Linked DNA regions of Mus musculus: regions 1 and 2 are each linked to region 3. A link is a loop called in an ENCODE intact Hi-C map of the cell type or tissue named here. Cell type or tissue: left cerebral cortex. All regions are shown on one strand.

Region 1 (2,500 bases), 460 kb after region 3:
GGGTTCTTGAGCGAGCGCGCCGGGCCGCTGAGCCGGGCTGAGGCGCGGGAGCGGGGCTGCGCGGCGGGCTGCGGAGGTAGGGAGCGCGGCGGGCGGCGCGGGTGGTGAGGGCGGCGGGCCCGCGGCTGGCTGCTCGTGCCCCGCGAGCGCCCCGGGCAAGAAGAGCTCGCCGCAGTCCTTGGCGGGCGGGGACGGAGCTGCGGGCGCGCCCAGCCCTCCACTGTCCTGTCAGCCGCGGCCACCACACACACGCACACACAGACACACACATTCACACACGCGCGCGCACACACACACACACACACACACACACACACATACACACACACACACAAAGAGCGCGGCGGCGGTGCGGGGAGGCTCGCCCGGGCCCGCAGCGCTCAGGCCGCGGAGACAATGCGGCGGGCCGGACTCCGCGACGTGCGAGCCGGGAAAAGTTTGAGGCTTCTCCTCAGGCTGGGCCGAGCCGGGCCGCGGCTTTGGGGAGCCGGCTTCGGGACGGGGCCCGCGAGCTCGAGCGCCTGCGCGGCCCGAGGCGTGAGGAGAGCCTTTAATACTTTTTTTTGGAGCGGGCGGGGAGAACAAATACAAGTGCGGTCGGGCGAGAGGCGCTGGCGTGCCGCTGACGCGGGGACGGTATCCGTGGGAACCTCTCGGGGGCGAAGGCTGTCCGGGGCCTGGCGGGGGCGGGGTGGAGAGGTTAGAAGGTCGCAGAGCTGCGCTGCTTGCGACTGGCTCTGCTTGACCTTGGACCAATGATTTAACCGCTTAGATCACCTCGTGGGTGATCTCGGAGGCGACAGCCGCTCGAGTCTTGTAGCTTTGAAATGTGTCTCCGATGGAGATTTTTTTTTTTCTTTTCTTTTCTTTTTTCTCCAAGCCTCGTTGTGGTGCGGGAGTTGTGAAATGGTAGGCCGGGATATATTTATATGCACCCGGGACTCACCCTTCAGCCTTTCTCAGAAGTAACTTTTAAGTCGGGTGGCTTAAACACACCGATCCTTCCAGAGTGCAAAATAAGGTATCCATTACTTTATTTGCAATTCTTAAGACTGGTCTAGATACCCTGTTCGAAGTCCTTGAAGTCCTAGGGCCAGGACAGAACCAATCCTGAGGGTGAAGTGGCAGGTGCCCCCAGCAAGCCCTTCTCCAGGCATTTTGGAGAAGCGTGAAGTATTTATTATGCAAAGGAGAGCATAAACCAGGGCAGGCGTTTGTGTTTATGGCGTTGGTTTCTGTATCACTGGTTTCTACTGAAAAGTTTTGTTGAAGGGTGAGGTGTTGGTGGGGAGGGGTCTCCGGTGACAAGAGAAGGAGAAGAAAACTTTATTTGTAATCCAAGTAAATCTTAAAAGTAATGTTAAGTCTCCCTTGCGGGCAGGCACGGTAGCAATGCTAGTACATCTTGATCTAATTTTAATGAAGGATTGAAAATAGCCACCGTGTTCATATCACTGACGCCAAGTCAGCTCACTTACATAATCATCTTTGTTGAGATGTGTTAGTGCTGTGTATAATTTCAAAGAATAATTACAAAGTTTGTTCTGACACTGTCGTTGAACTATTATCATTTGAGATATGTAAAATAATGAAATCTTAACTTTTGGTTATCAGATAACCTACATTTTTCCATCAAAGTAAAACCAAACCTTGCTATGAACAGAACTCATGTAAATACTGCATATATATGTTATGGCAATGTATAAAGAATGTATTGGCTCTGTATGTACATGTTCAAGTACCACAGTTTTCTCACTTTGTGAGAGTGCCGCTTTTATAGCAGGTGCTCCGCTGGCTATTTTCTCCCCACCATGGAGCTTAGAAGCTTATAAACAATGCAAGTTTGTAAGTTAGATATTCAGCATATATTTGCTCACAAAAAATATCCAGTGCCCAGATAAAAATAATAAAAAGTCCACTCCACCCATTCTTAAAAAGAATTATTACCATGCTTTTCTGGAAAGAAGGGAGAGATAGCAAAGAAAAAATTTACAGAAAAATTCTTGTATCTAGCCTGAAAGTTTATGGCTTAAAATAGGAATGCATATTTAAAGACAAAGACAACTGGCAGTGTTTCTAGGAGAATGATAACAACGTTGAATTAACATAATACACTTCATGACCTAGTTTTATTTGAACATGAGCCATTGAAGAGGTGTGTTTCTTAAATAATCAGTGGCTGTTTGCATTGATTGGATGTCTAATTAAATGTTGTAATCATAACTATAATATTTCACTTGAGTGCTGCCTCATTTTTAAATTCATTTAGAAAATAACAGGAAAGCTTTCAATTTATTTGTAAGAAGGAATATTTTTAAAATCAAGTAAATACTCAGTGAGAAAAAAAATCTCAAATCTTATACCAAATGTAAATTAAACATCAAAAATAGCATCTTGCCAAAGTCTGTGCCCTAGACAAGCACTGGATGTGGAAAAGATCCATTGTGGACTATAGTTGAGACTTGCTTTGTAGCATCAGGAGAATACTAAGGTCTTAACA
Region 2 (2,500 bases), 140 kb before region 3:
TAAAATTTGTCTTTCCTACAAGATGTGTAAGAATAAAGATGGAGCAAAGACTCAGGGAAGAGTCCACTAAGGAGTGCCCTGACTTGAGACCTATCGTATGTGAGAGAGCCAACCCCTGACACTACTCTGCTTAATACAATCCTATGTCTGTTGTGCTTACGGACAGCAACCTAGCATGACTCTCCTGAGAGGCTTCATCGAGCAGCAGACAGAGGCAGATGCAGAGATCTAGAGCTAAGCATCAGCCAGAGTCTGGGGACTCTTGCAGAAGAGTCAGAGATAGGACTGAGCAAGCCAGAGGTGTCAAGGACACTGCAAGAAGACCTACAAAGTCAATCTATTGTTTTTCTTTAATTCAGGATCATTTGCTGCTTCCAAACTATTTATTATTATTATTATTATTATTATTATTATTATTATTATTATTATTATTATTATTACTTCTAAACGTCTAAATTATTTACACATAACTCCCCCGTCCACCAAGCATATTTCATTCCTTCACTTTCTGTTGCCAATAACACAGTGTCACAGAGTTAATTATAAGGACACAAGGTTCATTTTGGCTCATGATTCTGGATGTCCAAAGTCAAAGGGTCCCATCTTGTATGACTGATGGTCCTGGAGGCAGCACAGAGCCAGACAAGGACAAGTGTCTATGAAGATCTCCATTTGTTCCTTCTCTTAAAGTCTCCTGGGATTAAATCATGAGTCACAGCTCTAAAGAACATACTAGTTCTAATTATTCCTTAATAACTTGATCTCTAAACACCGCAGTCAGATTCTGTTTCCATTTTCTCCCTCCTCTCTTCCTTCCTATCTCCCCTCCTTCTCCAGCATAGACTTCATCACCATGCCTTTTCCTTCAGTGTGTCTGCATCCCTGAGTCCCAATATGACCTTTCGGAGGTAGACTTTATTGAACAGTCATGGCCAGTTTGGTTTGATCCCTTAGAGTCAAAACTTTGAGTTCTATCAGTAAACAGTTGCTCATGTATTCAAGTTCCCTCCTGTCTTCTGATGTGTTCTTCCTGCCTCTCTCAATGTAGCTTCAGAGGCTTTCTTTTCTCTGCCTTTTATCTAACAGAGCACATGGGTACTCACATAATAAATATCCCCAACTCAGCATCTGAATGATAAATAAAGGACTGAAAAAATAAATAGATTGTAGGGTTTAGAAGATTTCTCTACAAGTTCATGCTAAAAACATTGATAAAGTTGCTTTCAATCTGCCTGGCAGTAGCCACTGCACTGCCTGGAAGTTTAACCAACATGTGGTAGATTCGTGTTTTCCTCTTCTGTGTTTACCCATATGCAGCTTTCCTCTGCCCAATTATGCCCCCTCCTCAGATTGTACTTTATAGCAATTCAAAAGAATCTGAATTCTATAATTACTTTTCCATATTGAGGTACATTTTCTATATTTTTAATCCCAGTTACAAAAATAACACATGCTATTTTGGAACCACTGGTAAATTACACTCAAATATAAACCACTATTCTGGGCTGTAAATGAAAATTCTTTGTTGGGTGACTATATTGAAGTGAAGAACAGGGTACAGGCCTGACAGAAGTATTGTTTAATCATTTATACGCTGCTAAATATATATAGGAAGTGTTGGAACTAAAATTCCCACACTTCCGCCAGAGAGAAAATTGGAGGTGATAGCTCTCCTTTTAGCAATTCTTTTAATGTAGCCTCCAGCTGTCATGTAGAGGTTTGTTCTCACTGCTATATATGACCAGCTGTGTAATATCTGGTCACATGGGATTATCACAGGTGACTTAAAGGCTGATAAAGAAAGCTCAGTGATCCTCAGATGCATTGTTGCTAACAATCGTTTGGTCACACATTGTATTTATTTTATTTTTTACTACAATTAGACAGGGACAGCTGACGACTGAATCAGGTTAAGAATCCATTTTTTTCCAACTCAATTGGTGTTCTTTAGTTTGCACGCCCTCTTTCCTGTCATGGAGCAGTCAGACAAAACCAGTTTGAACTAGATTCCCTGCTTTTGATCCATGATCTATTTTGGTGGAAATATGAACAGGAGCAGATGTTAGAGCCAGAAATAATGTCTCCTAAGTTTTACTTGTCTAGCTGTATGATGTAGTTTTACCTAATAAGGTCATGTGAATTCTGGGTTTAATAAGGCCATTATTTCCTTTAACTTATTAACAAAACTGAAAAATGTAACATTTTCAGATTCAATTCAAACTGATCCACAAACTTATTTAAGTAAGTGCTATATGATTTGAAATTTATACTATAGAGCAATTATGTAAATGGTATCAAGCTCTTGGTAAATTACAACAAATAGGGGGCTGGAGAGATGGCTCAGTAACTGGGCACAGTGGCTGATCTACAGGACCTGAGGTTGAATCGCAACACCCACATGGTTTCTATCAACTCTGTTCAGTTCCAGGAAACCTGGCATTTCATATAATGTTATATACTATAAATTTCATACGATATAAAATTTTAGTCCCCGGGATCT
Region 3 (2,500 bases):
TAGGTCATGGTGGTACATGTCCTTTAATGACAGTATTCAGGAGGCAGAGGTAGGTGGGTCTTAGAGTTGGAGCCTCGTCTATAGGGCATCCAGGGCTACACAGAGAAGCTCTGCATTAAAAACAAACAAACAAACACACTAAAAACCCAAAACCTCATTCAGTATTATACAGAGCAAGTCACTGGTCAACCTTTCAGACTGTGGATGTTTTTAAGTGGTTGGAACCACACGTGCAACAAGCTATACGAAGAATGGTGTCTCTATTCTACTCGCATACTCCGTTGCCTGACCAAATTTTAACACCTGAACTTTTAATGCCTGGCCTTCTTGTTGAATCGACTATCATACAGTTCTATGAGTAGAAGTATCCTGCCTGGGAAAATTCAGAATAACGTGGCTGACAGAGACTTGCAGTCAAGGAGAAAGTAGCAGAATGATACCGTGTTAGGGAGACTTGTATGCAAAAGACCAAGTAGGCCAGGAGAACAGAAGTTAGAGAGGAGAGGCATGTGCTCAGACAAGCATAGGGGATCCTACCAGCCATATGCACTGCTGTTGCTGCTTGGGAGGTCACTGGATTCTCAGACCAAATGCTGTGAGCAAGGGGCCAAGGGGCCAAGTTTCTAAAGGCTCCACTAATGTTAGGAAACAAATCAACAAACAGAATGGAGCGCATGTCAAGAGCTGAGCAAATGATTCATGGTATTTGTAAGCATCCAGCAAAATGTCGGATAGATATAAAGGAAACAGTACATGCTAGCCTCCTATCCCCAACAGATGAACAAAACAGCCCACAAAACCCATAACCACACTTATATTATGGACTTTAATAAACAGCGAAGACTGGAATCACCAGGTAGGAGTCTGAGGTTCTATTATTCTTGTTGCTTGTGCCTCAGGGAAATTTTCTCCAACCCTCTAGACCAGATCTAGAACATGCAGTCTGATCTCAGAAGATCCAGTGTTCAAAGTTGTTTAAAAACAGAACATAGACCATTAAGGTAAATGAAATTCAACACAATGGCACTTATAATCCACGCAGAACAAGCTCATCCATATGCTTCTTATAGACGTGGGAGAATAGAGTGGTTTAGGAATTCACACCGAGAGCTTTCTAGGAGGTTTTTGGACTGATTTACAGGAGTCAGCCTTCCTGTTGAACAAGTTGAACAAATAACCTTCAGGAGAGGTTGTGTTTCTATTACTCAGGTTGGCAGCAGCCCAAGGATCACACCCATTTGCAAAGCATAGCGAACCTCAAATATGGTAATGTAAATACATAAACGGTAGTGTCTTATTGAGAAAGCATACACACAAGTTAAAAATACATCACTTTGGGACAACCAAAAAAACAATGGCTTTGTACCTTCCCATTATTTCTGACACCACTGTGTTTTCTTCACTTTTTAAAAAATCTTCTCTTTTCTATATTTTCTCCCATGAATGTTTGAGAACTTCCACAGTGTGTCTGTACATTTGTTAAGACAGGTTTTTTTGAGAGTGAGATTCCTACACAGCACAGGGTTAGCTTTCTCTGAGTCAAAGCCCACTTACTACCAGTGTGGAGCGGGACTAAAGGCAGCAAGTGTGCTCTCTCCTACAGTCTCTTCTGCCCAATAGGACATCTTGAATTCAAAGACCCTGTTTACATCTCAGCCACTATCTCTCTTCACTATCCACCTTTCCCCCTTTTCTTCTCATCCATCCTTGCTTGAACAATAGTGTAGCACATACCTGGCCTAACGTGTGGGCCAATAGAAATACACCTACATTACAATCACCTCCTCCTTAAGTCTCCCTAGTTCATTCTTTTTCTGCTTGGCAAACTGTTGCTTCTGGAAAACAAGCCCTTTCAACACATTTCGAAGTACAACATGATATGTGTGCACACAGAGGAAAACTAAAGTAATAGAGACTTCTACTTCATCTTTTCTCCCCAAGCAGGTTATATTGACAGATGTTTGAAAACCAAGGCCACAGTACCACCCCCCAGCAAAAAGGCAGAGATGCCCAAAGTTGTCTTTGTAACCAAGTCACATCTTGAGGGGCAGAATATGGAATGAGTAAGAAACCCTACAAAATCTAAGAATTTTGTAACCCATGTTCATACAGGAAGTGGAAGAAATCAAATATAAAAAGATGCCCAGTTGCAAATGTCTTTGCATTGTACTAATACAGTTTTCATTATCTTTAAATTGAAGGACATTCCCTTCCCCTCAATCCACAGGAAGGTTCTGTGCACCACCAGAAGTGAACTCAGCCCTGCTCCATTACGACCAGCAGCTGATTTTCTCTGTTAGCTTAATCTGTCAAACCACTTGATTGAGTTGAAAGAGAGACCAGAAACTCATGTAAGGAAAGGATAAATGTTAGAAGTTTCTTCTTGGTTGAGAGAAAGTGTAGTGCTTGGGGAAGTGGCTGCATTTGTTGTGAAAGTCTGGGTTGAAGCCTTGTTGAGCCATGGATGTGACTCAATGTAGAGTATCCCTGAAACCCTCAG

The links. A loop is a pair of places that touch in the nucleus more often than their neighbours do. Peaks named below come from ENCODE experiments on the same cell type or tissue, not always from the same donor. Only the 100,000 strongest peaks of a DNase experiment are listed, where the experiment ranks them.
Region 1: it touches region 3 in a loop (2.3-fold over the local background); 2 of 42 quality-filtered maps call a loop at or near these places.
Region 2: it touches region 3 in a loop (2.9-fold over the local background); 3 of 42 quality-filtered maps call a loop at or near these places.

Annotation. Positions count from the first base shown.
Region 1 is chr1:23,256,245-23,258,744 of GRCm38, forward strand. No RefSeq gene overlaps it. Among named protein-coding and RNA genes, the nearest start is that of Mir30a, 15 kb to the right of the region's middle. In left cerebral cortex, a CTCF peak has its summit at 1,359; DNase peaks (open chromatin) are centred at 608, 1,344 and 1,760; H3K4me3 peaks cover 2,466 bases; H3K27ac peaks cover 2,078 bases.
Region 2 is chr1:22,660,367-22,662,866 of GRCm38, forward strand. The region is part of intron 2 of Rims1 (regulating synaptic membrane exocytosis 1); the gene reads right to left. Among named protein-coding and RNA genes, the nearest start is that of Rims1, 140 kb to the right of the region's middle. In left cerebral cortex, no CTCF peak of the experiment used is centred here; DNase peaks (open chromatin) are centred at 1,365, 1,690 and 1,932; H3K27ac peaks cover 1,663 bases.
Region 3 is chr1:22,799,279-22,801,778 of GRCm38, forward strand. All of the region lies in intron 1 of Rims1 (regulating synaptic membrane exocytosis 1), which reads right to left. Among named protein-coding and RNA genes, the nearest start is that of Rims1, 5.6 kb to the right of the region's middle. In left cerebral cortex, no CTCF peak of the experiment used is centred here; DNase peaks (open chromatin) are centred at 1,121 and 1,523.